Linked DNA regions of Mus musculus: region 2 is linked to region 1. The links are chromatin contacts, found by Hi-C or POLR2A ChIA-PET in ENCODE. All regions are on one chromosome and are shown on one strand. The core of a region is the stretch at or near the end of the contact, and the rest is flanking DNA. Distances in the headings are between cores, read along the strand shown.

Region 1 (3,466 bases), core at 468-2,967:
AGGTTATATGAAATAGTAATTGCTATATTAGTCACGAAACTGATTCCCCAGCACATATGGCTTATATTTAAAATTTTGAAATATAAAAATCCCTTGAATACATTTTCTTATTTATCTCATTTTTAGTAATGTTATGACCATCACTATGTTGAAGATACTGCTAACATACATTGAGTTTACTATGTTCTAGAGTTTCTAATAACATATATGAATATCCCAACTATTATAAAATTAGGAAGCAAAAGACAAAGGAGCTAAATGACTTGCTCAAGGTTTTATGGTTATTAACTAGAATAGCTGAAATGGACTCCAACTGCATCAGTGTTTTTTACTCTGTGGATCTCCTATGTGCTATCGAGTTTCTGCACAGATGGAGTAACTTGGGTCAGAGAACAACTGGAAAATCCAGACATATATGAAGGGATGGATACTGCACTTTACAAAATGAAGGTCAGCAATCCTCAGGAATCAGAAGCCACATGATTGGTCCGTTTTACTGTCTAGGCTGAATACCCAGACAGAACCTCAGGAAGGTGGTACCAAAAGTCTATGTTCTACTCTTACCACATCCCCACCAGCTCAAAGGGCTCTGCCAACTAGACCAGCTGAGACAGATGATATTAAGCAATATGCGAGTAAAGACCTTGATATACTTGGGGACTATGGCTTGGTTGCTAAGCAGGGTTTGCTTGTCATATCTCTTGGTATGCTGCCTGGATCAACTTTAATAGGGATATGAATTGACAGAGCGGGTAGATGTTTAGTAAGAACTGCACATATACAAAGGCTAGCACAATAGAGATGTTGTGTTCATTATTTAAAAAGAAACACATGACATCTTACTAAATGCATTCTTACCAGTTTTTGAAGCATGACCTACACAGTTAGAATTTTTAGAATATTTAGAATAAACAGCCATTTAGAATTACTGAAAGACATATACCATCCATCTATTCTTACAAGGTTACCTGCTACCTCTTTATTCACAGACTATAACTATGTGGGAAGAAGATGGCAACAAAATTACAAAGAATCTCCCTTTCTATACTACTCTGAATTGTTTGAACTAATAAAAACAACTAATTATACCCTGTCACTAAAAATCAAGTATTAACAATGATAACTTTCCTGTTATCAGCTTTTTCAAGGTTGTTGGCTTATGTTAGAAAATGCTTAGGGCTGGCTGTCCCCGCTGCCTCAGAGAGCTACATCTTGTTTAGTCTTTTGCCATTCAGATGTTGTCATATAATTAGCACCAAAAGGCACCTAAGCTTCTATGCTGAAACGGTTCATCTCAATATTCATTTGAGATTTGACCATGCTTCTTTTCACTTAAAATGAAGGAAAAGAAAAAAGGAGTCAGACTTTCAAGTGATCTATGTTGATGCTTACCAACACCTCTTAGTTGCTCCCGGTTGGTGTTTTCAAGGGCAGGTGGATTCTGCGTCTGGTGTTCTGTATGGAACCTGTCCTTGTGCCTGTTTCCGGTAGGGTGGGAAGAGAACAGCTGTCACCTGTCCTGCCTGCTCTGAGAACTCAGCACTGTGTTTGGCACCATGGGGATTTTCCCACAGTGCTTTGCAGGAAAACATCTGACATTTCATGATGATACTTAAACATAAGCTCGACGCGAGCTGGAGGAAGTAATGCGAAACTGGAAAACAGATTAAGAATTTGAAGTGGTCTCTTAAGCCGGGGTGACCCGGGGTGGTTTAAAAGTCCGCTTTATTGACTATTGTACCCTAAAGTGTAAGAGGAGGTTTTCTGACAAGGATTAAGAGAGGAGTTCTGTAAACCTGAATCATGTTTTTCAGAGGTTACTGAAGATCACACTGAGAACAGCTGCTGGGAATGTTAAACACAACCGTGGAGCTTTGAATGGAAGAAAAGCTTCACAAAAGAAAAATATATCATTTTACTGGAAACTTGTGCCTTTGGTGGTGAAGGGACTTGTCAAAGCAGCGATGAGAAAATGGCAGCGCGCATGCCATCCGAACACAGGGACATCAATTAATATGGTTTCTTAATCATAAAAAAAATAAGGTTAAAATATAGATGTAGGCTTCACATGCATCTATGTAAAAAGGAGGCAAGGAACGATCTTCATGGGCTCAGATGAATGGCTACCAACAATAATCCATCCCATGTAATCTAGGATGAATATTAAAACCACAGCCCCAGACACATTTTCCTACTCCCCTTCCTCCCCCAGCCCCCCTCCTCCAGCCCCCCTCCCCCGGCCCCCCCTTTTTAAACCTTTGCAACAAGAAAGATGGAGCCAGCCTTCCTGGTGCCGCCTGCTTTCTGGTTGGAAGAACACCAGACCCACCTAGTGGACATTTCAATTACTGCACACAACTTTTACCTTCGGCCACCGCTGCTGAATTACAGCGCTGACAGAAGCCTTGAAGTGAGATCATTGGTTGCGGTCTCCTTGTGGGTCATAGCAGAAATAGTAATAGTTAATCTCCAACAGATAAAGCTGTCTCTGGCTCCTGAAGGGAAGCCCGTGTCTGCCAACCCCCCGCCACCCCCCCAAAGCCCCCAGCATACTGCTGCAAGCGGAAGGAAGCACCAACAGTCAGTTGGCTGCAGAGACAAGACACCCGATAGGCATCTGGAAGCTTTCAATTTTCCAGGAAAGTCAACGAGCAAGGTGAACAGCTTGGCAGCTGTATCCACCGCGGAGCCCAGCCTTTTGGTGAGCAGGGTGAACTCCACAGAGCACAGCTGACGAATTACACTGTGACCTTTGCGCGAATCCCTGGGCACATAAACTGGGTTTACATTCAATTTCACTTTTTGGAACAGAGTAGCTCATGTGGCTACATTGTACCCAGTGTCCTGTCACTGAGCCAGCTCGGCCTCTGTATCTTGGTAGTCATGGCAGATGTTACATATATTAGACTGTAATTTGGGTCGGAGAAATAAGTGTTCTGGGAGAAAGGACTTTGGTGAAATACAAAAGGTTACAAAGTACAACGTTTTAGCAAATTCGGCTGCTAGGTCAAAGGTGACATCCTTCTACACATGATTTATTTATTATTAGGCATCAGAAGAAAAGGCCGGACATAAGGGGTGCAGAGAGATGTTTCTGTCCTGACTTGTGGGTAGTTGAAATAGTTGGCAGATGGTGGCTTCAGGCTAGGAGTGTGCTCTGTGGCTAGCACTGCCTGGGAAGGGCACATGGATGGACCTGGCGGTCTGTCATTAGAAGCATGTGATGTGCAAACTGTTGCTCCCGAGTTTACTAACAGTTCCTGCTCTTCCATCCCACCCTTCCTCTTCCACATCAATCTCATTGTCTGCCCCCTACTCCCCATGTTTCTCATTAGTACTTCCATCTTCAGCTCATCTCGTCCATCTTCAACATCCTCAACAGCTTCCTTCTTCCGTTTCCTCTTTCTTTCCTCTTTGTCCCTCCTTCCTCCTTCCCTCCCTCCCTTCCTCCTCCTCCTCTTCCTCT
Region 2 (3,606 bases), core at 590-3,089, 130 kb before region 1:
GACTAAAAACCAGATTTCAAAAGGAATGAGAAAGGATTCAGGTATGTGGAAGGCAAGCATGGCGTGCAGCCTCCAACAGCTTCAGTGGAAGGAGTCAATGCTTCTAAGGGGGAGACCACACAGGTATCTGGAGGCAAAAATCACCTTTAAGTTGAGGTAACAACAAGGGTATTTAGTTAATCTTAGTCCTTTGGGGAGATGATAGCAAAATGCTGTAGACTTTAAACAATCCATATGTATTTCTCATGGTTCTGGAGGCTGAAAATCCAAGATCAAGATGGTGACCATGTCTAGCACCTGAGGAATGGCAGCTTCTCACAGCAGGCAGTCTTTAATCATCTCTGGGATATTCCCTTGCTTCAGTCGGGGAATGAGGATTTTAATATATGAATAGGGGCATAACCATTCAGACTGCCTGCAGGCCATAGGGTAGGAACCTCTGGAACAAAGACCAGTGTGACAGGTGCTGTCCCTGTGTCCTTGAGGTACAGCATTCGAGTCCCACTGCCATCTCCAACCGATCCCTAGGAACAAGGTGACTCACTGGGTCTTTTCTGGTCTTATCTCCATCTATTTCCTACACTTAGGTAGAAAGAGTTATCAAAAACGCAGCTGTAATCATGTTAGGGGGCACCCAAGCCTTCCTTCTACCTATCAATATTTCCATGTACCTGGGTTTAGCTCTCGTCTCCCTGGCTCTTGTTCTCCGCTCTAACCCCTTCTTTCCCGTCTTGGGTGCATGGCTGGAGAACCTGTCTGTGACTCTGACTGCACAGACTTCCCTCTGATTCTTGTGCCTGTGTGACTGACACTCCCTCTCTGGGAACAAAACCCCAGCTGCCTCATCACTCACGGCAACTTCCTCATCCTAAGGATGGTTCTAAGCAAGGATGGGGAGTCACACTTTTCAGATCTGCCAGCATCTAGCACGTCCATGCACAGGAGTGATCCATAAATACTGCTTGACCAAATGAACATACGTAAAGGTTGAGGGGAAGAAGAGCAGGGTGGGTGGGGGAAATACATGTTCGAAACTGCATGTAACCGCCTCTAAAGAATTTCTTGTGGAAGCCAGCCAATAACCATTTGTGCTGTTCCATCACTGTGGGTTAGGATAAATTTTCAGGTCCACTAGATTACCTGGGTCCCTCTTTAGAGGCATTGGTGAATCTCATCTCAAGAAGAGACGACTCTGATGTCATTTGAACTCTTTAGTGCACAGGATGCGAGACCGGCTCCAAAACAAAAACAATCTCAATAGTTTTAGAGACAAGGAGGATGTAATCTACTTCCTGCCTCTGACCACAAGAGAAACAACATAAGAGGGCATGAGACCGTAATTATTATTATATAGGCAGGAAAAAGCAGAACCAAGATGAAATGGGACCAGATGCAATCAGTGGATAAGAACGGGGAAGTGGCGGTCATTTTTTTTTCATTTCTTTCCTACACTTCTTAAAGAAAATTACGTCCAGAAGAATAAAAGTCAGTTCTCTGCCTGCATATTACTTCTTAACACTTCTGCCATGGTGAATGGGAGGCAAAGCCTTCTTTGTATCCTCCACATCCAAAGCTACTCCTGGATTATTCATCGGAGTCCGCCCCCTCTTAGCAGACTCTCCAGCAGCTCCATCTGATACCTCTTTTTGTCTCCTGCCACCCCTGCTTAACACACACTGATAGAATGAGAAATGGGCTTCAGCCGCTCCAGGTGCTTAGTTAGGGTCTAGAAGAGGAGAAAGCCCTAGACTCAGATCCACGAAACTGTGATTTAAATTAGAGCACATTTGGACCTGAGGGGGGCCATGGGAGAGGCGCCAAGTGTGGGCAGCACGCTGAACGGGAACACTGGTGTTAGGTGTGGGCTGCTGGGAACGTCCCAGGCGCAGCTTGCCTCATGTTACAGACTAAGAATCCAGCTGTCTGGAGGTGGATGGTGCATATTGCTTCAAAACCGTCAGCAGGATGCACACGTTGGACAAGAAACCTCTAAACAATGTCATGGGAGCACCGGAGTATTCGAATCCAGGACTATGTAGGTGAGGCATTTCCCAAATTATCTTAAATATTGATGATGCGACTAAATGCCTACTTGTATAAAACGTACCAAAGTTAGAAAACTAACTTCCTCGTATGGAAAAGAAGCAAGGGCTGAGGAGAGCTGAAATCACTGACAGGGACAGACAGTGTGGACATACACTGTGTGTGAGGCCTGGGAAAAGGTATTATACCCATTTGGTAGAAGAACACCTCCAAAGGCTCTGAAGATGCTAAGGGCGTGACCAAGCACATGAAGGTAAGTGTCGGTAAAAAAGTGTGGTTGGCGGTGCCCAGCAGCAAAATCCATCAGCAGGGCGGAGAAGCCACCTCCACAGGTCCATCATCTTGTTCTCTTGAAGCTTCCTCAAACCTTCCTTTGTCTCTGAGAGTGCGTTCCTAGAGGTGCTTTCTGCAAGCTCTACCAGGGGAGAAATTGGGTATTTCCTTTCTGCCTTCCATGGAGCTCAGTGGATACTTGATGCTCTGCATAGCAGAGATGGAGAGAATGGACAATCAGTGACTGGCCCAAACTGAGACCCATCTCATCTCGACATCCCAATGGGCAAGAACCAGTCCCTGACACTATTGATGATACTTTCTTACGCTTGCAGACAGGAGCCTCCCGTTACTGTTCTCTGAGAGCCTCCACCCTGAAGCTCATGGAAACAGATGCAGGATCCAGAGAGCCACAGCCAACCATGAGATGGAACTCTAGGGGTCTTGAGGAAGAGTTGGGGGGAGTGGGGGATCTGAAGAGGACAATGACTCCACAGGAAGACCAAGAGAATCCACTAACCTGGACCTTTGGGAGCTACCAGTGACTAAACCACCAACCAAAGAGTGAGCATGGGCTCGACCTAGCTCCCTGCTCACCGCCCACCCAACTCCCTACATCTGTAGCAGAGGTGCAGCTTGGCCTTCATGTGGGTCCCCCAACAACTGGAATGGAGGGGCTACCCCTGACTCTGTTGCCTGCCTGTGGATCTTGGTCCCCTAATTGGCTGCCTTGTCTGGCCTCAGTGGGAGAGGAAACACCCAGTACAGGAGTGACTTGATGTGCCAAAAGTGCTGGTGATACTGGGGGGTGGGGGTAGGGGTGCTCCATCTTCTCAGAGGAGAAGGGGAAGGAGAGTGGGGGAAGGATCTTCTGAGGGAAAACTGGAGGAGGGCTGATATTGGGATATAACGTGAATAAATAATAAATAAATATTGAGGGCCCTAGAAGGAGTTCCTGCCTTTAGGACTACTTTCTACTCAGGTGATAATCTGTTCTGGGGTGGACCAGACATGTGCTGTCACTCCTGGGATGGAAGGAGACTTCTGGCTGGGAGTCAGGGCTCCTGAGTCAGAGCAAAACTGTCCTGACCTAGGTAACAAAGGGACTGTGAGAGTCTGGATAGGGCTGTGACCTGGACACACAGCTAGGGGTGGGGGGCAGGGCTTTTTTAGTCTTGGAATTGTCAATTTTCATGAAAATGCAAACAACTTGATCCCTTAACTCTAGGGGTGTCAGAGAGTTGTAGCAGCTATCTCTAGTAGTCAGTTTTCAAATTAAATTTTATAGCA

What was found. A loop is a pair of places that touch in the nucleus more often than their neighbours do. ChIA-PET counts read pairs that join two places held with the same protein, here RNA polymerase II (POLR2A).
Region 2: a map of v-Abl transformed pro-B cells shows a loop between it and region 1 (4-fold over the local background). The contact joins two enhancer-like sites. A Hi-C loop is called at or near these places in 4 of 37 maps with a recorded cell type or tissue (Patski, mouse trophoblast stem cell and v-Abl transformed pro-B cells). POLR2A ChIA-PET finds 5 or more read pairs at or near these places in 1 of 5 experiments (Patski).

What each region holds. Positions count from the first base shown.
Region 1 is chr10:90,727,812-90,731,277 of GRCm38, reverse strand. The region is part of intron 17 of Anks1b (ankyrin repeat and sterile alpha motif domain containing 1B); the gene reads right to left. Among named protein-coding and RNA genes, the nearest start is that of Apaf1, 350 kb to the left of the region's middle. Within about 2 kb of position 1,717, at least 2 of the 3 ENCODE cell types and tissues checked have a DNase peak (open chromatin) inside an H3K27ac peak, as active enhancers do.
Region 2 is chr10:90,858,076-90,861,681 of GRCm38, reverse strand. The region is part of intron 17 of Anks1b (ankyrin repeat and sterile alpha motif domain containing 1B); the gene reads right to left. Among named protein-coding and RNA genes, the nearest start is that of Apaf1, 220 kb to the left of the region's middle. Within about 2 kb of position 1,839, at least 1 of the 3 ENCODE cell types and tissues checked has a DNase peak (open chromatin) inside an H3K27ac peak, as active enhancers do.